Linked DNA regions of Homo sapiens: region 2 is linked to region 1. Evidence: read pairs that join two places in POLR2A ChIA-PET (ENCODE). Cell type or tissue: PC-9. All regions are shown on one strand. Each heading gives the region's core, and the rest is flanking DNA. Links, peaks and the distances in the headings are about the cores only. Region 1 holds the start of LOC124901092 (a long non-coding RNA gene). Region 2 has its middle 48 kb from the start of GNPDA1.

Region 1 (16,578 bases), core at 4,798-9,797:
AGTGGAACATACTTCCCATTGATGAGAGGCCTGCCATGCGATTTGCTTTGGCCAATAAAATATGAGGGAAAGCTTTAAGAATCAGTGTGCTCCTCTATTGGCCTGGGCTCCAGAGTGAAGAAAGCAGGGGAGCAGAGCTGCAGCTGACCCATGACAGATATGTAATATAGGGGAGAAATAAACATTTGTCATAGGCCTCAGGGATTTGGGGACTGTTTGTTACTGCAACATAATGTAACCCACACTGACTGATACACAGCCTATATTTACAGCAGTTCCTGCTCATCTTGTAGCCTGATTATTCATCTTTTCCTGGATTTTCAGGCACATATTTCCTTACAGTCTTCCCTCACCTATTCCTTTTTTTTTTTTTTTTTTGAGATGGAGTCTCGCTCTGTCACCCAGGCTGGAGTGCAGTGGCGCAATGTCTGCTCACTGCAAGCTCTGCCGTCTGGGTTCACGCCATTCTCCTGCCTCAGCCTCCCGAGTAGCTGGGACTACAGGCGCCTGCCACCACACCCAGCTAATTTTTTTGTATTTTTAGTAGAGACGGGCTTTCACCGTGTTCTCCAGGATGGTCTCGATCTCCTGACCTTGTGATCCACCCACCTCGGCCTCCCAAAGTGCTGGGATTACAGGCCTGAGCCACTGCGCCCGGCCTTCCCTCACCTATTCTTATAACCAACAAGAAATAAGCCTTAAACAGTCTTCCTGATATGTAATATTATTCTGGAGAGCGCTATCCCTTAAGCCAGGAATTACAGGACTGATGTTTCATGATCAAGTATCCCTTTTTACCAAGTCCCTTTCCAACTCCTAATCTCCAAAACTTCCTGTAGCCTCAAGAGAATGTGGAATAAATAGATCTGATTATTATAAAACTGCACAATTGCATGATTTAAAGTAATTTTATTTTACTGAATTTCATGTTTATAAATTTTAAAGAATTTCTTTAAAACAAAATCAGAAATGGTTCATTTTACAGATGCTGACTTCTCAAACTTAAGAGAGTCATAGATTTGAGTACATACTGCACTAGTGATGATAATGATGATACAGACATAAATTTATGCAGAACTTTCATATTTCCAAAACATATCACACATTTGCTTGCTTTAAATTCACAACAGCCTGCAAATATTATTCCCATTTTACATATATGGAGACTGGGGATGAGAAAGTTAAAGGAACTCTTTACAAATTATGGAGGTGGTACTGTATCTCCCAGCACCTTGTTCTTCTGCTGCTTTTCCTCCACCTGCTACATCTGTCATAGCAGGCACTTATAGGAAAGGGGGGCACCTACCTCCATGACAGAAGCTGGGGAGGGGTAGTCAGAGACATCCCTGAGTTGAATAAATAAGTGAATACATGAATATATGACTAACTGAATGGATGCATGAATGGATGGGTGGACGATAGATAAATTGATGAGTGGATTGATGGGCAGATTAATGGATCTATGGGTGGGTGGATGATGAATGGGTGAATCTCTTTTGTTTGGATGAATGGGTAGATGGATGGATGGGATTCCTGTGGTCTCAGAGAAAAGGCAGTGGTGTTCTCTCAGTGTCTAGAAAGTGTGTACAGACACTTATAATACTCTACCAGCCAGAATTCCTTATGCTTAGCCATATCTTAACCCTGCCTGCCCAGGTATTTCAATCATCCTTCATCCTCAAGAAAATAGAATATCTTTCAGCCATAAGGTTGTCTATTTCTACTCTCCAACTTACTAGCCATGTTTACTGTACCTCTCCCTGCCTCAGTTTATTCACCCGTAAAATGGAGATGAAAATAACATCTCATTCATAGAGTTGGAATACATAATATATAGATAGATCATTTAGTAAAGTACCTAACATATCATAAATTCTCGATAAATAATAACTATCACCCTTAATATTCCCTAAAGTTCAGAATGGTTGCCTGTGAAAATCAAAGTGAGTCCCCACTCACTAAGCATGCCATATGGTCATTATGGTCTTTAGCCCTTTTTCATTAGTGGTGGAATCTGCAATCATACAATAACCTTTATTTTATTACACAGCCCTTGGAAATTGAGGGTTTCATCTGTGTCAATTAATTCCTTCGCAGCCCACATTGGCAGTGACAATCAGAATGTCAAAATGTCTCAGAGGATTTCTAGGAAATCTGTGGCACTTCACGAAGAGGCTGCCCCGGGTGAGAGACCAGCCAGAGTGAATCGTTAATACACTTCCCAGGAAGGGGGATTCTTCTGAAATGCTAATACAATCAACTGCAAGGCAAACTTCAAGCTTCTTTTTCAGTGATCAGAGAGGCCCTCCCAGAGCAAGGATGCTCTCCACTGTGCAAGCTAAAGGCCCTACTTTCTCACCCAGCCTTTTCTGGGGAGGAGAAACACATCCTCACCACATTGCAGCTGCCCTGCGAGGGCTGCAGGTATTGTGTGTCCCCACCAGCCAGGGCAGTTCCCAGACAGACTCTGGCTGCCTGGACCCAGGTCTGCTCCAAGGAAGCAGCACGTTTCTGGAGGAGGCTTAGCCAAGAAACCATTACGGAGTGAGAGAGGAGTTATCTGGATAAATGCGGAACTGCCCAACTCCTAGCATTTGTTCCTGGGACCCAGGCTGTAACATCCTCTGGAGCCAAACTGCCTCTGTTCAAACCCTTGTCCCCGCACTCCACCTCCTAGCTGTGTGGCACTGTGTGCATTACTTAACTTTGCATGCCTTACTTTTTCCATTTGTAAAATGCATATAATAATAAATCCTACCTCCTAGGGTTGTGTGAGGATTTAATGATTTAATAAATAAAAAACACTTAGAACAATTCCTGGCACATGGAAAGCATGTATAAAATGTTAAGTATTATTATTCATTCTTTCATACATTCCCTCATTCATGCATTTATTAGTCTTTCCACTCATCCACTGATTCCTGCACTCATGCATGCATACATCCAACATTCCTATCTGAACCCTTATTAACGAATGAGGTCATGTTAAAAGTGAATAATAAATATCAAGTTTAGGTTTGAGAGACAAAGAGCTACCAAGAGTAGCCTGGGAAAGGTGTCCTAAACCTCTGCTTTGTGCAGGCACCATGCTTAAAACCTCCAACCGCATGCATTTGCTCATGTGGTTTTGTCTCCTCAGATGCTTCTCTCCCCCTTCTTCTGCCCCTCTAAACCCAGAAAACCCTTACTTATCCTCCAAGGCCCAGTTCAAGGGTTATCTCCTGGGTGAAACTTTTCCAGCTTCCGGGCATAACTATTCCCCATCTCCTTAATGAGTAAACGACTGATAGAATGAATAAAGGCTCCCACAGCTCTGTGTTCATGTTGATGTTACAGCCTGTATCACCTTGGATTATAATTAATTGCTCATGCTTCTCCTGCCTGGAACACTCCCCCTTAAGCAGCCTGCTTCTATTTATCCTTCAAGCCTTAGTTTAGACGTCACTTCTTCCAGGAAGCCTTCTTTGACTTGCCAAATATAGTCTTGGGGCCTCTCCTGCAAGTCCCAACAGCCCCTGTTCCTCCCCCATCACCACCCTGGCCATACTGTAAGGTCATTCCTGCCTTGCCTGACTGAGGCCTCTGTGGGACTCCATCCTCTGTGAGACCAGGGGTCAGGTTGGTCTTGCTTACCACGACATTCCCAGCACCCAGTCATGTCATGTACAGTGTCTACAATATGATTGGCACCTCCAGAAGGTTGTGCAGCATGCAACTCTGTATGGCAGCCCTGCCCTGGAAAGGTGCCTGACACCGAATAACCAGACAATAAGTATCTGGTGAATTTATAGATGGTGGCTAAGCTTGGAAACCCCCAGGTTCCTGTGTCAGGTGTCACTCTCATTGCCCCTCCAGGACCCTCTGGGAGGAGCAAAAGTGTTGCAGGTTCTCCCCCTCCTCCTCCTTCAGGAGCTATTCTGTGTTTGGAAAGCTCTCAGCACCTTAAGGTAAGTGGGGTGTCAATAACAGATGGCATGGAATAGGGTGGTGTAAAGGGAGGCCAGTGTCCTGAGCCTGAAAATAAGGAAGCCACTACTCTCACCCAAATAACAGAAAACTGAGTGCTTCCAGCAGATCACATAGGCTCCGCCCCTGGCCCCCCTCCAGCTCTGACAGAAGACACCTGAAGCTCCTCCTTCTCAAAACATTTAGGTGTTCCAGCACTGAACCCTCAGAAGGCAGAAAAGAGAAGTGGTTAAGACAGAGCAAGCCACATTTCTAATTCCAGCCTCACCTCGTTGTTAGCTGTGTGGCTTTAGGCAGATTGCCCAGCCTTTCTGAGCTTCATTCCCTCATCTGTTTACGGATAATACTTCACAGGGGAGGTATGAAGATTAAATAAAACAACACATATAATATACCTGGCCCAGAGTAAATATTCCAGGAATATTTGCTATTATTATTATTATTTAACATTTTTTCAGATTCAGATGGAAGCTCAGAACAGATGTATAATATGGCTTTGATCCATCCACGCCTCAATCTATCTCCTTATTGAGGCCCAGAGGAAAAGTGGGATTTGTCAGAACCACATCTGGCATAGACACAGAACCTTCCAAAATGATGTTCTTCCTGCTGCATTATCAGTAAAATGTCACTGTTGAGTGAGAACTTACTTCATTTCTTCCCTTGGCATCTGAAGGCTACATACATGGTGTAGGACGAGCCTGGACTCTGGATTGAAATTCTGCATATGTTTGGCACTTTCCAGCTGTGTGACTTTGGGTGAGTTGCTTAGCCTCTCTGAGCGTCACAGTCCTCATCTATAAGATGAGAAGAAGAATAAAATAGTTCCTCCCTTAAAGTGAAGAATCGGTAAGATGATCAGGAAATATAAGGACCTCACTTAGTACACTAAGTAACTGGCTTAGAGTAACAGACTAATAATTGTTCACTACTATTATTTTATTAGCAAGTCTTAGGGTATAAGGCTGTTGGGGAATAGAGAAATTTAAATTATGTCCTTGACTGAGGCTTTTATTCTTCCTGGAAGTCCAGGCTTTGGTGCTCCCAATATGGGAACAGCCCCATTCCCATCTCAGGACTGAGGACTTCCCCTCTCCCCATGTTGGGATTCCTCCCCATCCCCCTCCATGTTGCACCTCCTACCTCTCCCAGGCAAGCTGTGGCCTGCCTCATCCTTCCTGGTGTCTCTCACCAGGAAACACATTCTTTCTCCCACATTCTGGGGCCTGTGAGCTACAGTTCTTATCAATGCCAAAGGAACCCAGGCTCTTGCAAGCTGGGCTGGCTGCACGAGCTTGCTCTGTCTCCTGCAGGCAGAAGAAACCTGCTTTCACAGTATTGGATGTCAGCACGCTGCTGGGTGGCTTCTGTGCGTTTTGCTCTACCTGTCTGCAGCCAGAGATGGTGGCTGATCCTTGGGGATGTCCAAGTGGCCTGGGTTTTGTTCTCAAGTTGGCATCACCTGCTCTCAGTCCAGTGTCATCGAGAGAGCTGTTTATCCTCCTACGTCCCAGAATAGCCAGGAAATTGTGGGGGTCCCTGTGCTCTGTCATACCTGGGAGGCGGTATCCCACAAGAAGGGACTGGGGGATTGCAGGAGAGAGGACACCTGGTCCCACCCCTGGCCCTCACACCTCCCACCAGCTTCTCTTCCAGGAGCAGATCTGGGGGCCCCCACCTCCAGGTGCCCAGAGGCCTGAGAAGTTGTCGAAACCGCAGAACCTGACGTGTATAACTGCAGGAGACGCCAGCCGTCTCCTCCTGGTGCGGGCTAAAAATACAGAGGAGCAAGGGGCCTTGGTAATGGAGACTTTAAGAGCCTGTGACATGCAGCAACGGCTGCGCGGCCGCTAATGAGCTCCAAGCCGATCGATGCTGGCGCTTCAAGTGAGTGTGTGGGCTGGGAGCAGGGATGGGGGTGTCACTCAGCATTTGTCCATCCTAGCTGAGAAATCTGGAATGTTGGTGTGGGCCAGGAGCTTGGAGACCAGCTCAAGTGACCCCTTGACATTCAGATGGAGAGACTGAGGCCAAGTGACAGGAAGTGGGAAGACACATCAGAAAGAGGTTGAGGCCTCAAGGGACTCCAGCCTGACCTCTGCAGTAGGCTCCCTGCCCTGTTCCCAGCTCTGTGCTTCAGAGCCCAGCACAGAACCTGCATGTGGAGACCCTGGCAAATGGGTGATAATTGACCAAATGAATGAGAGTGAGTGAGTGAGTGAATCAATAAACATCTTCTTCACTGCAGCATGGCTCCCCAGTGATGGGGACTGTAATTTCATCATCCTATTGCTCTAGGAGTACCTGGCACAGAGTAGGCACTCAAAAACTGCTTGCTGCATGAATGAGCACCTAATCTGCTTCTTGATCTACCCGTTTCCTGAGTGTGGAGACAAGGAAGCCTGTAAAAATTGTGCCTGAGGTCTCTTTTCAGTGGTCCTACTACTCAAAAATGGTAGATTTCTACCTACCAGAGAGAATAAAAAACAACACAGCAGACATTTATTAAGTACTCAGCAGGCACAGTATTAAGAACTGTTCACAAAATATCTCATTTAGTCCTCACATCAATCTATGAGTTAAGTTCAATTTTTATACCCATTTTAAACAGGATAAACAGGAGAGAGCCAAGGGAGCTCTGAAAGGTGGTGTGGCTTGCCCTGAGTCATGCATTCCTCTAGGCAAAGGAGGAGCCAGGATTCAAACCCAGGCCAGCCTGCTCTTCCCTCCTTAACCACTGCACTATCCTGCCTCCCTTAAAGTACAGCAGGAGAAGACAGGAGAAGCATGGCCAGAGAAAGCCATGCAGAATGGAGTCAAAAAAATACCTCCAGGGCCTATAAAGTGTTTGATAAATTCCAGGAGAAGAATAGGAAGAAATAATGAGCATTTGTCAGAGCCTTTTATAGCATATAAGATGATTTTCCCTGCATTCTCTCATTTGATCTTCACCACAGGCCTGGGAGGAAGGTATTATCATTATCTACATTTTATTGGTGAGGAAAGTAAGGCTCCCACACCTCTCAGCTAGGGTTGGGCAGGCTGCACACCTGAGGGGGTAGTGGTTCAGTGATAAGGACTCACTTCTCATCTCCTGGAGGCTGCCATAACCTCTCCCCAAATTGTCATTGGCTCAAAGGGAAATCTAGGCTGAGGCTCACATGGCATTTCTGTGTTCTCTATAACCACAGGGGAAAGGCCAGCAGGGCGCAGAGGCCAGACCAAATGCCACCTCCTCCAAGGAGCCTGCCTGGACCTGCCCGCCCTCGGGACTCTTACTCTCCTCTGAGCTGTCCATCTCTTTCATTTCTTTGACAGCCCCTCCCAAGGCAGAGCTTGTTATCTCTGCATCATCTCAAAAAGAATTAGTCAACAAGAGTGACCCTTGGCAGTGGGAAGGTGAACACGTGGTGCAAGAGTTTGCTCAGGCAACAGTGTTATGATGGCTTAAGAACAGAAACTATGTGTGGAGTGAGACCAGAGCCCCTCACGCTCTCCAGGCCCCTCTGACTCTCAGCTACTCTGTTGGCTCCTTGACCTTCGGAGCATGTGGCCAAGATTGGGCACAAAGCGGGTGTGGCAATGCTCTTCCTAATGCTCCCCACAGGAAACACAAATTTAATACAGCATGAGCAAGGGCTGCAAAGAGCTCCTGTCCTACAGCCAGTTCCATTTCTCAAAAGGGAATGGGAGTGTCAGGAAGTGAATGCCCTGTGATTATCTGGAATTTCCTCAGTTCAGCATAGGGTCAGTGGTGTACAGCATGCCTTACTATCTTGGCTTTATGTGCCAATTCAGATGGATGAAAAAGCATTGCTTCGGGTGGGGGGAGGGGGGAGGGATAGCATTAGGAGATATACCTAATGTTAAATGACGAGTTAGTGGGTGCAGCACACCAACATGGCACAGGTATACATATGTAACAAACCTGCACGTTGTACACGTGTATCCTAAAACTTAAAGTATAATAGAAAAAAAGCATCGCTTCTCACTAACTATATAAAAATCAAAACCCAGATTTTATGTGATTGAATTTTTTCAACCCCAGTTACCATATATGATGGGGTATTACAGTCTTTGTGATTGAAAAGGTGAAGCTAGGGCGGGAATGTGCTCCAGCAGGATTCTTGCAGGCTTTCAGCCTATGTGGAGCCCCTGCTAGCTGCCAGGCACTGTATTAGACTTTGAGGATATAGTGCTGAACCAGGCAGACAGTCCCTGCTGTTGGGAATTTCCAGCCTAGGGGACAGACAAGCAGACTTCACAAGATGAAGGCTGGAAGCTCCTGACCCAATCAGGGAAAAGAGAAGGCCTCTGGGGGAGAGGTGGCCCTTGGGCTGAATTCTAAAGGATATACAGGGGCAGATGGTGCAGCAGTTATGAATTCCAGGTCTGGAGTCAGGTAACCTGAGCTGGAACCTGGGCTCTGCCACTTCAAGCTCGTGATCTTGGACAAGTTCCTTGACCTCTTTGTGCCTCAGTTTCCTCATGTGTAAAATAAGCATAGTAATAGCAACTTAGGCTGGGCGCCATGGCTCATGCCTATAATCCCAGCACTTTGGGAGGCCAAGGCAGGTGGATCACCTGAGGTCAGGAGTTTGAGACCAGCTTGGCCAACATGGTGAAAACTTGTCCTACTAAGAATACAAAAATTAGCCGGGCGTGGTGGCACATGTCTGTAATCCCAGCTACTTGGGAGGCTGAGGCAGGAGAATCGCTTGAACCCGGGAGGCAGAGGTTGCGGTGAGCTGAGATCGCACCATTGCACTCCAGCCTGGGCAACAAGAGCAAAACTCCCTCTCAAATAATAATAATAATAATAATAATAACCCCGTAAGGTTGGGAGATAAATGAGTTAATACATAGAAAGCACTTGGAGGCCAGGTGCGGTGGCTCACACCTGTAATCCCAGCACTTTGGGAGGCCAAGGCAGGCAGACCATGAGGTCAGGAGGTTGAGACCATCCTGGCTAACACGGTGAAACCCCATCTCTACTAAAAATACAAAAAATTAGCCGGGTGTGGTGGCGGGCACCTGTAGTCCCAGCTACTCGGGAGGCTGAGGCAGGAGAGTGGCGTGCACCCGGGAGGCGGAGCTTGCAGTGAGCCGAGATCGCGCCACTGCACTCCAGCCTGGGCGACAGAGCAAGACTCCGTCTCAAAAAAAAAAAAAAAAAAACAGTGGCTGGCCAATACTAGGGATCTACTGCATGTCAACTATCAGTATTTTTACCTTGTAGGTTGTTGTGAGGACTAAATAAGATAAAATTGGGTAAGTACTTAACCCAGAGTAAGTGCTCAATAAATGTAAGCTGCTTTTATTTTTGTTATTAAGTAGGCATTTGCCATTACTAGCCAGGTGGGTGGGAGGCGAATCCAAGGCAGAGAGAATAGCATATGCAAAGGCCTGGAGGCCAGACAGAGCCTGGCGCATTTGGCAAAGTTTTGAAGTTCAATTAGACTGGCACAGAGCCTGGGTTCCAGGAGTGATGCAGGCTGGGGCTGCAGAGGTGGAGGCCAGGGCTGGATCTGGAGGTATTGGGAATAGTGAGCCTCCCTCACTCCACAGGCAAGAGTGCTTCTGCTATGAAGCCTTGCCTGCGGTGATGGAGAGGCCAGCAGTATGAGGAGGGTGCTCCACCCTCATCCTCACCTTGCCCAGTGCCACTCTGCTTGGAGCTGCCGGCTGTCCATTAGGCAGCCTCAGTGCAAGAGGCTCTCTTTCCTCATGCGATACATGTCACATCCGGGAACGATCAAAACAGCTTTGCTTTGGCAAAACGTCTTGTGCTGCGTGTTTGTTCTTTGGAGTCTGAGCGTAACTCCTGTTGTTCCCGACACCTGTGATTTGCTGGTCTGTGACAGCCATTACCTGCTCAAAGTCTCTGCCTGCCACACAACCCACCTGGTGCCACCCCCATTCCTTCCTCTGCCATCCCCAGAGCAGTAAATGCCTCTCCAGGCCACAGGGGTTGGGGCCAGCAGTGAATCAGACATAGTTGGCAAGGATGGCCAATTTTAGTAATCACCTCTACCATTTGGGAACGTCTACTGTGCACCAGGTGCTTCGAATGCCTTGTTTTTAGTCCGCCCAACAACCCCACAGTTAGAGTTCATTTTCTGTATTTAACAGAGGCACAGAGAGGTTAGGAAGTGACCCAAGTCCACCATTTGATAAGTATGAGGAATAGGATTTGAACTCAGATCTCTGCACCATTGGCTGCACACTTGCCACCATGTCAGGCTGCCTCTCCAGCTCACTTGCTCACAGCTGCTGATCCTGAATGGAGGGGCCTGGGACAGCTGAAATTTGACATTGGCATTGGGGTCAACTCATGGGAGTCAGTCCATCTGGCCCCAGGACCTTCCATTCCTGAGGACAGACCCCCTTGGAGGTACTAGACCCCCAGTGTTGGTCTCCACAGCTTGGATCCTGACCAGCCCCTCGCCTGTCTCTTGCAAACTCAATCCTGTTAAGCTCTGACACCTCCAAGCTCCTTCCTGGGGTGATCCTTTAGCCTTCAACACTTACCCACCAAATCTCCACTTCGAGTTCATGTGTATCAAGCATCCAGTTCACTGTTATTATCATTATAATGGGGGAAGCACAGCCTCATGTAAAGCTTGAGGGCCCTTCCCTGTTCCCTGTACCCCTTTTCTTCACTTTCTGGGATCTCTGAGGGAACCAAAGGAGATTCAGGCCCTCCATTTTGTGATAAGTTCCTGGAGGGCAGAGCCCTATCTGACTTATTAACCTGTTTCCCTAGTGCTTGAACTGCAGTAGGTGCTCAGAAAACATATGCTGAGTAATAATATCCACCGGTGCTCTTGCTTATGGAGCTACACTGAAAATCTCTTTCACATGATACCATTTAGCTAAGACAGTAACCAATATAAAGTAGGTATTATTTTCCCCACAGATGAGGAAACTGAGGCTCTGAAACATAGAGCAATGTGCCATAGACCACAGCTAGGAGGTAGTGGGGCCAGGATTCAAAACCCAGGGTTGCCTGACTCTAAGCCTGTGCTTCTGAACACGCATCCTATACAGCCTCCTTAATACAATCCATGGATGAATGGAGGAGTTCTACGTGCCCTGCCCAGTCGACTGCCCAGCCTGACCCCTTCCCACAACCTCCTAGGATGCTAGAGTCCTCCACCCATGCTGCCCCCTCTTCTGCCCACAGGCTCAGAGCAAAGCCTCTCCCAACAAGGCTTATTATTTCTAATCTTAGGAGAAAAACCTCAGTTCAAAGGCATTTTCTATTCCATTCAAGTCAAAAAACAGTTCTCACTTTGCCTCTCTGACCCCCTACCACCCCCACCTCCTCCTCCAACTGGCGCCAATAACGCAAGATAAATCTTTCCTCAGAAATATAATAGTTGTTCTTCCTCTTCTCGTTGAAGCCTTTGCCAGGTAATTAGCATATGCTGACACCTTGATAGACGAAAAGAAAGGCATGAGATAATTCCCTTTTTCTTTAACCATTATAGTATGAAGCAGCCTTTCAATTTGCCAGTTACCCAATCCAGCATTCCTGGACGCAGCCCACCGTGTGACATGTTATTCTAGCTGATCCTACCATCTCTGGTATTCATCACCAACCCTGGGTCACACTTGATAGAGCAAATTCCCCTTCTTCACATTGACACTTTTCTGGGAGGAGGGGCAGCCAGGGTTCAGAGGGTCTGGAAATTGTGGGGATGATGTGGTCATACTTGGGTGGGCACCCCCAGCTGACAGCCTAAGGCCTTGCAAAGGCCTGCAGAGCCCTAGGGGTCACTTTCAGAAGCCCTCTCTCCTTCCCCTGTTCCTTTCCCGCTCCCTAAAAGAAGCTGGCCTTTGATCAGACTTTGGGAGTCCCTGTATTTAGTGCAGCAGGAACCTCAGCTTGGAGTGAATGGTTTTCTCTCTTCTCATCAAAAAACACACACACACAACATGCACAATGACACATACACACAAAACATGCACGCACACTACACGTGCACGTGTGCGCGCACACACACACTCCCACTCTGGGCTCATGGCCTGGGATCTTAGGGTTGCGCCCAACCTCTTTGGAGGGACTGTCCCTCTATGGCCATTTATATGCTCACAGGGTTGATTTTATCCTTGACGTTTTGAGGGATGAGGGAGAAGACGACACTTAATTCCTTCATTTCACAATGTAGTAAGTGCCTACCAGGCACTATTTTAGACATTGAAGATACAGAGATGAACAAGACAGGCAAGGGGCCCGGCCTCATGGAGCTTCCAATCCAGCCCGAGGAAGCATACAAGAAATAAGCCAGTAAAAGATATCATTTCAGATGGTGATATGTGCTTATTAGGGAGACAAAACCAAACAGGTGAGGTGATGGGGAGGGAGTGGGAGGACTATTTTAGACAGAGTGGCCAGAGGGCCTGAGATTTGAACTGATACGTGAACGAAGATGAGCAAGCCAGCCATGCAGGAGCTGGGGAAAACATTCCCAGAATGAACAGCAAGTGCAAGAGTTCACAAATGCACCAGGTCCTGCACTGGGTCCAGTTTCTTTGGAGGGATCTGTTCCACCCTACATAGCTTTGACTTTCGCTGGTACTACTGAGGGTGAGACAAGCAGCTTGCTTGTCCATTTGGTGAGGGTAGAAAAGTTGCTGCCTGGGTCTATCTGTTAGCTAGGACTTTCCCAGGCTAGGGACTACGCATCACGCATCTGAGCAGAAACCAGAAACCAGATCAACCCTGTTATCTTGCCAATGGCTGCCCAAGGAAACTTCCAGCCCTCCCATCCCTCAACTCCTTTCCTGAAGGACAGGTCCACTCCAGGCAGGAGGTTCAGTGGCCTTAACTTCTCTTTCCTGGTTTGCCCATCTGCTCCTCCTCTTGGCTGGGACAGGTTCCCGACACCCCCATGCTTGGCCCGGGGGATGGGATGGGGAGTGGGGAAACAGTGTGCCAGCCAGCCTTCACCAGTGCAGGCACACCTCCTTTCCTCTCAGTTCTGCTAAGATAAGGTAAGATTTTTTAAAGGAAACGTATCAACCAAACAGAGGGAAGAAAAAAGGGGAAAGAAGGGGGAAATGCAGATGCTGGGAAACGGGTCCACAGAGCTGAGGTTCCTGACTCTAAAGGAACTTACGCCTGGCCACAAGCTCACTTGACCTTCTGAGGACTTAATCTTCCACCACCACCACCTCTGTGGCTCCAGATGCAGGATGACCTTGGGACCGCACCCAGGTTGAAAGGTGCGGACTGGTCGCTGTGTTTGCTATTCTGTTGTGGGAGAAGGGTCACTGGGCACAGGCCCAGGGCCCGACCGAGCCTCAAGGAGCCTGTCCTTCCTCTGCTTCCCAGGGGCTCCTGTTGGGACTTCCACACGCCTCAGCCTCAAACTGGTCTCCCCACCTCACCCTGCCCCCACCCCAGTCTATTCTCCACACACAGAAACTGGAGTGATTGTTTTAAAAAATTATATGTGAATCAGATTATATCATTTATGGTTAAAAACTTCCACTGAATAAACACTATCATAGGCTGAAAAAGAAAGGCCTAGATACATGGGATGGACAGTATGAACAGCCGCCCAGGCCCCTGTTCAGAGAAGGGCTCGTTGCCCCTGGTACTGGCTTGCTGTTGGGAAATAGCCTCCAGCTCTAAGCCCCTCCGGGATTGCATCAACTGCAAAGAACTGCCTCATCCAAGGTCATGCCACTTGCGTGGGTCTCTACACCCAAGCACTGACTGATGGGGGAGATGAAGGATGAGCCATCAGCCCAACTCACGACAGCTCTAGAAGAGGCGTGTCCAGCACTGGAGTTCCTCATCCAGCCGGCCAAGGCCACTGCCGGGCCTGTGCTCATCTTCTCCCTCTGCCCATTCCTGCCTCCTGCCCCTCTTCCATGAGCATTGGTCTCCAGGGAACTCCTACATAAAATCATGCACACAAAAACAAAAGGGAAAAATTCTGCTGGCCTCCCATAGTGTTTTAGATTTTTAAAAATATAAAGCTATGTATTTTTTACAAGGACCAGCAATGCCTTACATGACTTGAGCCTGGCCTGCCCTTCTCACCTCATGTCACTGAGGCCTTCCTTGGCTACCTTGTCTAAAATTTCAACTTCACATAATTCCTTTTTTATCCTTCTTAGCACTTATCACTATCTATCATACTACATATATATATTTAAACTTATTTATCTTGTTTATTTTCTGTCTTCCCATTAGATCATAAGCTCAATGAGGGCAAGGGTTTTGTCTGTTTGGTTTCTCTTGTAACCCCACAGCTTAGCATAGTGTCTGGCACATAGTAGGTGCTCAATAGTTGCTGAGTGAATCAATAAATGAATCTTCTACCTATCACTATCTCACACAGTACCTGGAATATAGAAGAAATGAAATAAATATTTGTAAAAAAATAAATAGCCATGTCTGCAAGTTGGCCTCTAAGATCCTTTTTCGCTCTGTGGGGCTCCTTTAGTTCCCTCCAGTTTCCCAAGTTCTTCCTGTTGACCCCTCCAGGGCTCTGGTGACAGAATAGTACAAGTCTGTCCCTGCCACGTGTAAGCCAAGGATCACAGACTCTCTGACCATGGGCAGTGTCGTCAGTGGTTACAGTTTTAGAGACAAACTACCTGGGTTCAAATCTCGGTTCTACCACAGATGACCTTAACATCTGTGAGCCTCTCATCTGCAAAACAAGGATGACAGTACCTACCTCAGGGCTTCTGCAAAGTATTTATTGAATGCTTGTCTCCCTACTTGACCCTGAACTCTCAGAGGGCAGGAACCAAGTCTACAAGTTCACATGACTCCTTGGCACTTAGTAGGTGCCTGATGAACATTAGAGAGTGTATTTCCATATTTCCCATTCTACTCAGCACCAAGTATGGGCATGAGCAAAACTGGCTGGATGACACAGCAGAGGCAGATCCCCACTGGCCATGCTCTGATGGTTTCTGCCCATTCTCCTGGATTGAATTACCAGTTGAGAATTACCACTGTTTTCTCATTTGGTAGGTGGAGATAGGAAAAGGAAGTCTGTGGTGGTGACCATCATTCATCCTGTGCCCAGGGTTCTCTGCCTACCCCCAGATCCCCAAGCTACCCCACGGCTTCTCTGCTTGTGAACCTCTGACCAAACCCCAACCTTTGCTCTGGTTCCCCCTCTGTCACTCCAGAATCCAGCTGAGTACCCCCTCCCACCTCCACATGGCCTCTGACAGCTTAGGTCACATTGTTCTTTCCCCTTCCTGACCACCCACTGCATATATCGACTAAATCGTGCTTCCTGGCATTTGCTTCCACCCAGGCTGGCATTTGATTAGATTCTGCTGCAGGTTCTCATTTTACCTCTCTGTCAGATCTCCCCGAGTTGACTTTAATAGTAATAATAGTAATAATTTTGCTTTACATCTGGGAACCCACCGGGCACTCATACAAAGGGATCCCATTTCTTTTACCTCTCTCTGTCTCTATAACCATCCCAGAAAGTAGGCAGGGCAGAGGTCATCTTCTACATTCCACAGATAAGGCAACCAAGGCTCAGAGATGCTCACATCAATAACTCCTCACCTCAGCCTGTTCCCCTTTCACCATCTCAATAATTGGCACCACTGTCCACCAAGATGTCTAAGCCAAAAACTTGGGCATCTCTATCATTCTTCACCTCCTCCTTTCTTTTACAGCCCCTACCCTGCAGATGAAACCGAAATTTCTCTCCAGACCACTCACTCCTCTCCAGTTCTACCACCTTGGCCCATATGTGATGACATCATCCCTGCTCTGGAAGATTGCAAAGGTCTCCCTCCCAGCCTCTGCTATTGCCCCACCCTACCCCATTCATTCTGTACATTGCATCACAGTGGTCTTTTTCTGATGCATACACATTCATTCACTGAACTAATAGTTTTTGAGAGCCTATTCTGTGCCAGGCACTGTTCAAGATGCTGGGGGTACAGCAATGAATAAAACTATTGCCCTCGTGGGGCTTATATTCCAGTGGGGAGGTGAGGGGTCAATAATAAGTAGTCAAGTAAATGTATAGTATTAGACAGTGATCATTGCTATGGAAAGAAAGAAAGCAGAGGAGGGAGTCAGGGAGTATATCCTGTGGCAGGATATAGGCTTGCTATTATATAAGGTAGGGAGAAAAGCCCTCATTGAGCAGACATCTGAAAGAAGTGAGGGAGTGAGGCTTGCTGATACCTGGAGTTATTCCAGGCAGATGGAACAGCAAGTGTAAAATCCTGAGGTGGGATGGCACTTGGCAAGTTCATGTTTGAGAAAGTGCACAGAGACCAGTAAGGCTGGAGGAGTATGAGAAGAGGGAGAGATCTGGCAGAAGGCCACACCTTGCAGGGTCTATAGGCCATTATAAAGACTTTGGCTTTGACCCTGAGTGAGATGCTGCACCAGTGGAGGGGTTGAGCAGAGGCATGACACAATAATTTTAATTGGCTTACATTTTAACAGGACCTCTCCACCCACTGTGTGAAGAACAAACAGTAAGGGCACAAGGGTAGAAGTGGGAAGACTAGTTAGGAAGCCATTGCAGTAACACAGGGAAGAGATGATAATAGCTCGGACCAGGGTAGAGTCTATGGAAGTGGTAAGAAGTGGTTTGATGC
Region 2 (12,612 bases), core at 5,809-10,808, 340 kb before region 1:
GTTGTGCCACCAACCTAGGACATCCAACAGTTAGCTTTTAACATAATTACTTTCTTCCCTGTTAGTGTGTTGTAAGAAAGCTTCCTTTCGACTTAACACTTTAGAAATGTTGCTTATAAAATGCTTCAGTTCTCAGGGATTTCATGGTGAAAATGAAAGATGCTCTTGGATAACTTGAATGTGTCATCCAGGCCAACAGAGCTGAGATGCAGTGCAATTTCTCCCCCGCCTCTGCTATCATCCCTCCCTTCACAGATGGCACCTCCACTCACCCAAGTTTCAATCAGACTCTGGGAGTCATCCTTGAGTCCCCTTTTCCTTGTCCTCCACCCTCGGTCCCTCAGCAAGTCCTGCTGGGCTTACCTGCAAATCCTCTGTCTCCATCCATACCAGCACAGGCAGCCCTTCAGCTCTCACCTGGGCCAGCGCAGTGGTTTCCTCATGGGTCCCCTGCTTCAACTCTTGCCTTCCTGCAGGAAGTCCATTGTCCCCTAGGCTAGCAGAGGGAGCATTTAAAAGCATCAGTGGGATCACTCCCCTCTTGTGCTTAAAGGCAACCAGTGCTTCCTATTGCCTTCAGAGTGAAAACCAGACTCCATGACAAGGCTCTGCTTATCCCAGCCCGCCTTTCTCCAGCCCTGGCTTCTGCTGCTGCCCCTGACCCCCTCATTTCTCTGCCCCTAATGCCATGGCCCGCCGCTCTGAGCCTTTGCACTTGCTCTTCCTTGGACCACTCCCAACACCTGTAGCTCCTTCTCAACTTCAGAAAGACCTTTCCTGACCATTCATTCTAAATCAGTCCAGCCTTAATTTCTCTGGATCATGTCGCCTGTTTATTAGCATCTGAGTCTCTCTCTCTTTCTACTTATTTGTGTGCTGTGTTCTCCCCAACTAAACTGGAGGCTCCCTGAAGGCAGGAGCCTCGTCTGTCTTTTTCACTGCTCTGGCCCAGCATTTTGTGCGGTATATACTTGCTGAATGAATGAACAAATGAATGAATGAATCAATGAGGAAAATGAAGAGGAAATCCCAGGGGAATATATGGTCTGAGGAGATACTCAAGGTAGGGGTGCCAAGGGAATTGCCACTCCATACAGAAGCCTGGTTCCTCCCTGTGAGGGAGTCTGGGTGGGAGCTGATCTGAGCCAGAGGCATTGGCCGTGGAGTCCAGGGGTCTCCTGTGTGGCTTCCTGAGATGGCAGAGGGAGTATCCCCACCCTGCCCCCATCAGAAATACCCAGACTGCTGGAGCAAAAGGGCACAGCTGCTGCCTCCAATGCCGATTTCCACACAGCCACTGCCTTCTTCCACCAACCACAGAGCCCCTGAGTTGCCATAGCAACAGAGGACTGCACCAGAGTCCAAATAGGGATGTCTGCATTTCCCGGCACTTCTGGCTGGGGAGGCAGGGGGTGGTCAGTCCACAGCTGTGCCTATGCCCTGTCTCTGACCTGTCCTGGTCTCTAAGCAAAGCACCCTCCTCTGCCTTTCCACCCTCATTTCACTTCCTCACTTGAAAATCTTAAGAAGAGGATCTGGAAAAATAACTAACAGGTACTAGGCTTAATACCTGGGTGATGAAATAATCTGAACAACAAACCCCCATGACACATGTTTACCTATGCAACAAACCAGCACATGCACCCTTGAACTTAAAAGTTAAAGAAAAAAAAAAAGGCCGGGCGTGGTGGCTTACGCCTGTAATCCCGGCACTTTGGGAGGCCGAGGCAGGTGGATCACCTGAGGTCAGGAGTTCGAGACTGGCCTGGCCAAAATAATGAAACCCCGTCTTTACTAAAAATACAAAAAATTAGCTGGGCGTGGCAGCCTGCACCTGTAATCCCAGCTACCTGGGAGGCTGAGGCAGGAGAATTGCTTGAACCCAGGAAGTGGAGGTTGCAGTGAGTCAAGATCGCGCCACTGCACTCCAGCTTGAGGGACAGAGAGAGACTCTGTCTCAAAAAAAAAAAAAAAAAAAAAAATTAAAAAAAAAAGTCTCAGGAAGCACTCATGTCAGGATCTTCTCTGCTTTCTCTCCGCACTGTGGAAGGAGAGGGGAGGGATGGCCTTGTCTTTGTGTCCTGTCCAGGCCCACAAATTGGACAAAAGAACAAAGGAGCAGGATTCTCTGATATCTCACAGCTCTCAAGCCTGCCTAAAGAATGTTTTCTTTTTAAATACCACTTGGTTAGTCTAGCTGGTCACCTCCTGGAGTTTTTTAGTTTCTATCAACTGCCTTTTTGGTACCCCTAAAGAAACTCCTGAAGAAGCAAAACCTGCCTTTTACTCCCCAGAAGCTAAGAGCCTTTTGGAGGAGCTGCTGTTGTTGTCTGTCAGAATAACAACAACAGCATCTACCACTCACTAAGTGAATGTGTGACATGCATCACTTCTCTCCATCCTTACAACCGCCCTGCGAAAAAGGTGTTAGTAGTCCCATTTTGTATGTAAGGAAACTGAGGTCACATAGCTGCTAAGAGGCCACGCTGCAATCTGAGCCCTGGACTCTCAGACTCTGAATCCCAGGCCATTGGCCGCTGCTTTATGTTGGGAGGCACAGCCAGCTCCATGGAATGACATATTTAGCTTCCCCAGCCCCAGCCAGTCCCCTGGGTCCTCACGTGGCTCCCTCCCAGCCATGGTGGCTAGCAGTTGTTGGCTCTGTCCCCATGCCACGTCACCCCCACAGGGATCTGATGGCAACTCGCTCAAAGTGGGAACAAAGGCAGCATTTTTAGCCCCTTCTTTAGAAACCTTGACTCCTTGCCACATACGCGGCCACTCGGATTGGCTGTTACCATGGTAACTGGCTGCCGCTCTCTGTCCAATTATGTCAGCCCTGAACTGCAGGGCTTCCGTGCCCATTTCCTGCCCGATCTCCCCAGCCTGCCAGCCCAGCCCCTCTGACCTCCAGGCAGCTTTGAATGCCTATGCTTTCTAATTACAGCTGCCTTTCAATGCCCCTGTCCTTTCTGAACCCTTTGTAATCTGCATGGAACTTCTCCCAACAGCCCATTGTCACACTCAGCTCCCTGGCCCTTTATCTGTGGTTTCTATAGCATTGATTGTGTATCTGGCCTTGTACCCAGCATACACACACGCCCCAAAGGGCACACAGCTTGGGCACAGAAATTTCAAACATCCCAGGCTCAGTGCCTGGCACTGAGATGTTTCTCCTGCAATTGTGACCTCGTTGGGGGTCTCAGTGGTCTGATTTCAAGCCATCTTCTTTGTACATTCATTTGTTCATTCAATGACTCATGAGCACCTATGATGTGCCAGGCACTAGGGATACCAAGTTAAACAAGACAAAATGGAACTTTACATTTTTGGGGGGTGCAGGGGTGATCAATGTAAACACGTAAGCAATTAAGTAAATACATGTAATTTTGGATCATGTTAAGCACGGTGAAGAGAAAGAAATGAGGGACCCCAATTCTGGGATGGACACTTGCTTCTGTCCTCACTCAAGCTCCCCACTTCCAGCCAGAGGGGTTCACCAGATGAAGGGGGTGAGGAGGAGGTGCTTGGTGTCCATTGGGCACTTTGGATGCAAGTGGCAGAGACCAAAGTTCAGCAGCTTAGGGAAAAGGGTGCTCTGGGCAGAGCTGCAGCTGGAGCTCTGAGGCCTGAAAGTCACCAAGACTCAGTTATCGTCTCTTCTCTCTGCATCCCTCTCAGACGTCAGCTTCCTTTCCTCTCCTTGCAGCAGCTTTTCTTTTCTTTTAATTTTTAAATTTTATTACTATTATTACTATTTTTGACACAGAGTCTTACTCTGTCACCCAGGCTGGAGTGCAACGGCATGATTTCGGGTCACTGCAACCTCCACCTCCCGGGTTCAAGCGATTCTCCTGCCTCAGCCTCCCAAAGTAGCTGGGACTATAGGCGCCCGCTGCCACACCTGGCTAATTTTTATATTTTTGGTAGAGACAGGGTTTCACCATGTTGGCTGAGTTGGTCTCGAACTCCTGACCTCAGGTGATCCACCCACCTCGGCCTCCCAAAGTGCTGAGATTACAGGCTTGAGCCACCATGCCCGGCTAGCTTTTCCCACATGACAGAAAGCATGGCTGTGGACAGATCCTATGAATTTTACCTTTCACTGCCTCAGTCATGGGAGACAGCCTGACCTCAAGCATTCTTGAAGTCTAAGAGACAGAAACCAAGGGAAGAGGCTTAATGGCCCAGGTCAGAGGTTCCCATACCTGGACTAATCAACTAAGCCCAAGGATGGGATCAGAGTACAGACAAGGAGGCTCCCTGGTTTCTGGCTAGCCCTCTGTGGTTGCAGAAGGCAGACAATCCCAGCATCTAGAACACCCTTGCAAAGTGAAACTCCCCTAGGTATGTGCCCTTCACTCCCTCACCTCATCCCACCCAGCCCTACCCCTGCTTTCTTACTTTCACAGTCTCACTTCTGCTCCTGAGAGGCAATCTTATGGCCTATGCTCCAGCTCAGTCCCAACTCTTTAAAATAAATAAATAAATAAATATATAATTTTTAAAAATTTATATTATTGACTAGAGTCACCCTGTTGTGCTATCAAATAGTATGTCTTATTCATTCTTTCTATTTTTGTACCCATTACCCAACCCCCGCCTTCCCCCTACTACCTACTATGTCCATGAGTTTGTTTTGATTTTTAGATCCCAAAAATAAGTGAGAACATGCAAAAAATTAAAATTAAAAATTAAAACAAAATTTTTGTGGGGATAGAGTCTTGCTCTGTTGCCCAGACTGGAGTGCAGTGGCGGGATCATAGCTCACTGCAGCCTTGAACTCCTAGGCTCAAGTGATCCTCCCACCTCAGTCTCCGGAGTAGCTGTGACTACAGGCATGCACCACCATGCCTGGCTTTTTTTTTTTTTTTTTTTTTTTTTTTGTAGAAACAGGGTCACATCACCTTGTCCAGCCTGGTCTTGAACTCCTGGGCTCAAGCCATCCTCCCACCATAGCCTCCCAAAGTGTCGGAATTACAGGTGTGAGCCACTGCACCCAGCCTCAGTCCCGACTCTTAAGGTCAGTCTTTGAGGTTGACCTCAAGTGAGTCCCACTCACTTCATGCATGACCCCAAGTCACCACCAACACCAGGCTACTGTATACAGCAGGTTTTACTGAAGGTCTGGGGGTGACAGATGGGGAACATCCCATAGCTCACAAGACCAACTTATGCTCCAACAGAATCATTTCTCAGTCTTCCAGGGCTCAGACTAAGGATGTTGCATTGTTTGCTCATTGACTTCTCCCCCAGGGTGCACCCTGAAATTCCTTGTTACTTTCTAATGCAGAAGTATTCAGTTTTCAGCTTCCATCCAAATCAAACTCCTGAGCCTACCTTGGCATAGTCTCAAAATACATTAAGTGCTTTGCTAAACAAAGGAATCTTCATTGTGAGCCTCCAAAGGACAGGAGAAGCTTTGGAGCTGTAGTTATTTTTTAAAATTTATCTGCTCTCAAATTCTTAGGGGTCCTATTCCCAAAGACCACAGCAAACACAGGAGGTGGGATGGAGCAGGGTTCACACATGCACTCTGATGTGGCCCCAGGATAAAGTGCTGTCCCACTCAATATTCAATAAAGTGCTTTCCCCCTCTTGTAAGGTTGATTGGGGAAACTTAGATGTGTTATATTTTACTATGTCTCCTATCTTAGTCTGTTGTGTGCTACTACAATAGAATACTTAAGATTGAGTAATTTATAAAGAACATAGGTTTATTTCTACTGTTCTGGGAAGTCCAAGGTCAAGGGTCCTGAGTGTAGCAAAGGCCTTCTTGTTCCCATGGCAAAAGGTGGAAAGCAAGAAAGTGTGGGAGAGAGCCAAAGAGCAAGAGATGGAACTTGCAGCCTCAAGCCCTTTTATAATTGGCATTCATTCATTCATGGGGGTGGAGCCTTCATGACCTAAACATCTCCCATTAGGCCCCATCTCCCAACACTGTGGCACCGTGGATTAAGTTTCCAATACAATGCTTTTTGGGGAGACACATGCAAACCATGGCAAGGACAGGAGTGGGAGTGGGAGAGTTCATATATCCTGATGTGGCCCCAGGATAAAGGGCTGCTCCCCTCAATGCTGAGCTTTTGTAAGGTTGATTGGGAAAAACTTGTATGTGGTATAACTCACTATATATCCTTTGGGGTTAGATCAGTGCTGCATGCTCAGATCCCTTAGCCTTCCTTTGAGGGATGGGTTCAACAAGCTACATACCAGCCCAAACCCTGACAGTAACACAAAGGAAGAATGAATGGCTCCCAGACTGTAGAGGTGGGGGACACCTCAGCAAGAGACACAGATGGGAGAAGAGAAAGACTTATGAAACATGGAGAGAGTCACTCCCATTGTGGGTTCTATTTTCCAGCTGAAGAAGTTCAAGTGCATGCTTGCATTTCCAGAGCCTACCCTTTTGCCTCTCAGAGCTATGGGATCTGAAAATGCTAAAATTCTAAGAGTCATCTCCTCTGAGTCTCCCTATTGGATCCATAAAGATTCAAAGATGACAGGCATCTGAGGCTGGGCATGATGGTTCACGCCTATAAGCCCAGCACTTTGGGAGATCAAGGGCAAGGATCACTTGAGCCCAGGAGTTCAAGACCAGCCTAGCCAACACAGTAAGACCCCCAACTCTAAAAAAATAATAATTTTTAAAAAAAGAAAAGAAAAAGAATTTGAGACAGGCATCTGAGAAGGTGTGCCCTTACACCTTTCCAGCTGCTTGAAGTGGTTTCTATGAACAATCAAGGCCCTCTATGTGGCCTCCCAGGGCCTATGCAGGGGTAGACGCTCTGCCCGGGGCACTCAAGCATGGGTCTGCTGGCTTTGTCCGAGGGGCCATTTGCAGTCTTCTGGAGGGATGGGAGGCAGTGGTAGGAACCCAGATGCACACTTTGCTCCCCCAGAGAATTCATATGAAGAGAATTACCAAGATCTTGGTGTTCATTCCTTAGAAATCTCCTTCTACCTTATTAACTCTAAGCAAACTGCAGGCTATTTCTGAAAATGCATTTGACTTTGAATCTAGGGGCTAGGCTGCATGGGTGTTGAGATCTCTTCCCCTTCTCACAAGAGGGCAGTAGCAGGCATATTGGAGTAAGCACTGGGCCAGGAACCAGGGAATTTTGTCATCTGTTTTTAGCCCTGATGAGGTCTGACCTTGAGTAAGTCTCTTGCATGGCAGGGCCTCAGATTCCTCATCTGTTAAATGCATGGTTTGACTGGTGTAATTTTCTATCATCTCAGCCACTCATATCCACCATCATAATTTTTGTCATACCTGGGTGTCACCTGTATTTTTTATATACTTAGTATGCTTCTGAAAATTGAATTCGCTTTTCAACTTGGCTTCATGCCAGGCAGTATGTCCAAGAAATCACATATTTAATGTACTAGTTTTATTTTTACCACTATGTACTAGAACACTTTTTTATTTTAGGAGACAGAGTCTCATTCTGTCACCCAGGCTGGAGTGCAGTGGCACAATCTTGGTTCACTGCAACCTCTGCCTCCTGGGTTCAAGTGATTCTCCAGCCTCAGCCTCCTGAGTAACTGGGATTACAGTCACGTGTCACCATGCCTGGCTAATTTTTTTGTATTTTTAGTAGAGACAGGGTTTCATCATGTTGGCCAGGCTTGTCTTGAACTCTTGACCTCAAGTGATCTGCCTGCCTCAGCCTCCCGAAGTGCTAGGATTACAGGCGTGAGCCACCACGCCCAGCTTATAACACTTACTTTTAATCATATTTATCTCTATAACCTCTGAAACCATCCTGTATCACCCTTTGGGAAATACTGGACCACAGCATCACTTTGATTACCCAATGTCTTCTCCCCTACTGAGAAATTGTAATAGTCCCAAAAGGAAATGCAATTTCAGAAAGAAAAAAGGAAAAAAAATATGTATATGTGTGTGTGTATATATATATGTGTGTGTGTGTATATATATATAATTCCTGAGCCAACAGCCAGCATGACCCTTGGAATAAAATGGTTGTATTTTGACAACTTTTTGTCTCCCATCACAGGTATGGGACCTAACTCTGACTCCCATTTTCCCATTTCCTGAGTCTGAGGAGTCTCCTGGGCCCTGCCCACTTTCCCTTGGAAGCACCACAGAATTCCTTCAGTCTCTTGAGTATCTGGGATTACAGGTGCCTGCCACCACACCCAGCTAATTTTTGTATTTTTAGTAGAGACAGGATTTCACCATGTTAGTCAGGCTGGGCTCGAACTCCTGACCTCAGGTGATTCACCCGCCTCGGCCTCCCAAAGTGCTGGGATTACAGGCATGAGCCACTGCGCCCAGCCACTCCTAGGTATTTACTCATGATAAATGAAAACATATTTATAGTAGCTTTATTCATGATAGCCTGAAACAAACCTCAAAGGCCCATATAGATGAAGAGATAAACAAATTGAGAAATAGCCAGATAGCTGAATATGATTTGGCAGTAACAAGGACTGTACTGTTGATATGACACACGCAGCAACATGGCTGATTCCCAGAAACATAAGAGAAGCAAAAGAAACCAGGCACATAGAAAAATGATTTTTTTCTTTTTTTTTTTTTTGATGTAAGTGAAACTGTGAACAGAAAAGAATGCATATTGTATGATTCCATTAATACTACTTTAAAGAACAGGCAAAAGTACTCTGTGGTGTCAGAAATCAGAACAGTGGTTGTCTATGCAGGATAGGGGTTGAGCAGAAGGGGAAATCTTCTGGGGTCACGGAAATGTTCTATATTTCATTGGGGTGTTGGACATGCAAGTGTATACATTTGTTTAAATTCATCCAGTTATACTCTGAAGATTTTTGCATTTCATGGTTTGCAATTTTACCTTAATTTTAAAAACAAAACTAAAAAAATACATTCTCTGGCCCCACCCTACTGAATCCATACTGAATCAGAATCCCTGGAGGAAAAACCTGCAAATTTATGTCTTACAAACCTCCCCAGGTGTTTCAGATACACAGCCAGGTTGGGGAAACTTTGGCTCCTAAGTAAGCTTCTGCTGACTCATAGTTAATCAAATGTGGGGAAGTTATAGGGCTGCTATTAGAAAGAGAGACCATAATAACATCTATTGCTTATTGAGCATTTATCTTCTCAAATTCTTCCAGTAACTCAGCAGGGCAGGTATTATTGTCTTCATTTTGTAGATAAAGAAATTGAGGGCAAGACATTTGCTCAGATCAGCTGGTAAGCAGCAAAACGACTGGCCCAACTCTTCCTTAGCACAAATATCTCATTCTTTCTATCATTCATTCATTCATTCATTCATTCAGCAATCAAAAACAGATGAGTATTGTGTGCCTTCTTGGTGCCAGGCACTATGCTGGGCATGATGCCACACCAACCTCCCTGAGAAGGCTGCAGTGAGCAGTGATGGCTGTGCTAGATGAAGGCCGTAAAGCAGCCTTTACCTCTGCCTTGTAGACTTGGGCAGGAAAAGGGTCCCCAGGCCTCTTTTGATTTTAATTATTCAGGTAGTTTCAGGGAGAGGCAGGAGGTTTATGGTTATATAAACATAACTAAAGAAAACCTCTGTGTTGTTTACTTTGAGAACTTTCCAGAAGCTAACACCAATAGCAGGTCATGTTAAAAATGGGTTAAAATCATTATCAGATTATGAATAATTCACCAGGCACCCCCTGTTGCCCATTACGTTTTATACTACATAATTGCTTCCTGGAAGTCTGCTCCCAGTGCAGGGAATTGGGAGTATCCATGAAATTGAATATTTCTGCTTTTGACAAGTAAATTTAAACAAAATTGTGGATTAGTTTCAGTCCACTGCTGCCTGTCCCTTTTGAGTTGATAAGACCGGTCCTTTACCCCCAGCAAAATAGCTGAGCGAGTAAAAAAGGGTCCAGCTCCTTTGAAAGGGAAATTAGCCCCAGATCTTATTCATACCAGGCAGTGTCCCAAAGATTCTAAGTATTTTGGAGGACTAAGTGTGGAAGTGGGGCTGGGGGAGGGATGTCTAAAGGAGAATCAGAGTCAAACCACAAAATGTACTCTGGATACTGTGATATAAAAAAGGGAATGATCAGAATAAGAAGAGCAATGATACTTAAAAAAAAAAAAAATTGAATTAGGCCAGGCTCCGTGGCTCACGCCTATAATCCCAGCACTTTGGGAGGCTGAGGCGGGCGGATCACTTGCATTCAGGAGTTCAAGACCAGCCTGGGCAAAATGGTGAAACTCTGTCTCTACAAAAATAGAAAAATTAGCTGGGCATGGTGGCACATGCCTGTAGTCCCAGTTATCCAGGAGGCTGAGGTGGGAGGATCACTTGAGCCCAGGAGATTGAGGCTACAGTGAGCTGTGATTGCAACACTGCACTCCAGCCAGGGCAACAGAGTTGAACCCTGTCTCAAAAAAAAAAAAAAAAAAAAAAAAAAAGAGTTGGATTAGATGTAACTCATGTACCCAAAATTCATCCTTTTCAAGTATACATGCCACTGTTTTTTAGTATATTCACAAGATTGTACAACCATCACTACTATCTAATTCCAGAACATTTTAATGTCCCAAAAGAAACTGTATATCCATTAGCAGCTACTCTCCATTCCTCTCTCTCTCTAGCCCCAGCAACCACTAATCTACTTTCTGTCTCTATGGATTTGCCCATTCTAGACATGTCATATACATGGAATCATGCAATTTGTTGCCTTTTGTTACTGGCTTCTTTTGCTTAGCATGATATTCTTAAAGTTCATCTGTGTCATGGCATGTATCAAAACTTCATTCCTTTTTATTGCTGAATAACATTCTGTTGTATGGATAAACCATATTTTGTTTATACATTCATTCACTGATGAGCAATTGGATTGTTTCTACTGTTTTGGCTATTATACGTAATGTTGCTGTGAACATTTATGCACAGGTTTTTGTATGAAAATATGTTTCCAGGGTAGATGCTGTGGCTTATACCTGTAATCCCAGCACTTTGGGAGACCGAGGTGGAAGGATCGCTTAAACCCAGGCTTTTGAGACCAGCCTGGGCAACACAGCAAGAGCCCCAGCCCTACAAAAAAAAAAAAAAATTAAAGAAAATATGTTTTCCGTTCTCTTGAGTATACACCTAGGAGTAGAATTGCTGGGCATATGGTAACATATGTATAATCTTTTGGGGAACTGCCAGACTCTTTTCTACAGTGGCTGCGCCACTCTACATTTCTACCAGCAGTGTTCAGGGGTTCTGCCCTTCTCTACAATGCCTGATTTCTCTAGCAATGCCCTTACTTTATCTTCCTTGTCAAAACTTATCTGTTCTATGTACTATTCACAGCTTATATGAAAAGCTCATCAACATTACTGATTCCATGTGTCATCCCTTCTAGATAACACATTTGCAGTTCAAGAAGAGCCTCCTGGAGAGACAATTAATCAGGACTCTCTCAAATCCAAGTGGTCTGAAGCAAAAAGAGAATTTATTTACTTATGTAGCTAGAAGGATAATGGGGTAGCTTATAGACTTTAAGGGGGAGTTATAGGAACAAAGACTTCAGGGTAAATTTCTCTCTCCCTCTCTCTCTCTCCCCCCCCCACTCCACCCCCCAACCCCTCCCTTCCCTCCCTCTCTTGTTTCTTTGGGTGCCCCTTTTGTTGTTGTTGTTGTTCTTCTTCTTTTTTTTTTTTTTTTTAGACGATGTCTCATTTGGTCACCCAGGCCGGAGTACAGTGACACAATCTCAGCTCACTGCAACCTCTGCCCCCCAGGCTCAAGCAATCCTCCTACCTCAGCCTCCTGAGTAGCTGGGACTATATGCGCACACCAGCTCGCTCTGCTAATTTTTATATTTTTTGTAGAGGCAGGGCTTCACCCTGTTACCCAGGCTGTTCTCAGACTCCTGAGTTCAAGTGACTGCTGGCCTCAGCCTCCCAAAGTGCTAGGATTACAGGCATGGACCACCACGCCCAGCCTGGTGCCCTCTTTCTATGGCTCTCTCTCCACCACTCATCTCTGTTGCCTCTGCCTGGCCTCATTCCATAGTCAGTTTCTTTCCTTGTAAGAATGATGGCTGGCAGAAGACTCAGACTAACACCCTCCCAGCTTAGTAACACAGGGACAGGGACCCTCTCTCTCCCTGCATTGGTTATGCCATGCCCATCCCTGGACCAATCATGTGTCCAGGAAAATGAAGTCTAATGTTTGGCCCAAGCTGGCTCCCATGCCTGTCTCTGTGGTCAGATCAGAAGAAGAGGAATGGATGTGTGGAAGTAGGTGGTGGGAGTTACACACTGGGGAGCCAGAATTAATTGCTGCCAAAAATCTTAATTTAAAGGAGAAGCTCCAATGATAGGAACTTCAGACACCATGGCAGACAGGTAGAAGGATATTTGGGGACAGGAAGAGCTGGAAATCAACTCCAGAGCTTACTCTGTCTAGGTCTGGAGGCAGCCCTGCTCTGGACAGACTCCTGGAGTAGTAGAGAATACTGAGCCCCTGAAAACCCAACAGGCACTTTCCAAATTACAGTGCAACATGCACCACCACAGCGAACCTGAAGACCAGGGCAGGCCCAGCACTTAACCGCATTACCGCCTCCCTAGTCATTACAATCTGTGCAATTTTACTTTTTCCAAGTGAGTAGAGCAGTCTT

The links. Peaks named below come from ENCODE experiments on the same cell type or tissue, not always from the same donor. Only the 100,000 strongest peaks of a DNase experiment are listed, where the experiment ranks them.
Region 2: POLR2A ChIA-PET joins it to region 1 with 7 read pairs; 1 of 35 experiments calls an interaction of 5 or more read pairs at or near these places.

Annotation. Positions count from the first base shown.
Region 1 is chr5:141,704,823-141,721,400 of GRCh38, reverse strand. It overlaps LOC124901092 (a long non-coding RNA gene), which reads left to right and starts at 593. Exons shown (of 2, transcript XR_007058973.1): 1 at 593-16,559. LOC124901093 (a long non-coding RNA gene) reads right to left here and starts at 15,600. Exons shown (of 3, transcript XR_007058974.1): 1 at 15,524-15,600; 2 at 13,735-13,876; 3 at 4,679-4,763. In PC-9, for the core only: no CTCF peak of the experiment used is centred there; DNase peaks (open chromatin) are centred at 5,210, 6,320, 7,350, 7,650 and 2 weaker places; H3K4me3 peaks cover 2,603 bases; H3K27ac peaks cover 4,875 bases.
Region 2 is chr5:142,054,226-142,066,837 of GRCh38, reverse strand. No RefSeq gene overlaps it. Among named protein-coding and RNA genes, the nearest start is that of GNPDA1, 48 kb to the right of the region's middle. In PC-9, for the core only: no CTCF peak of the experiment used is centred there; DNase peaks (open chromatin) are centred at 8,387 and 8,977; H3K27ac peaks cover 2,937 bases.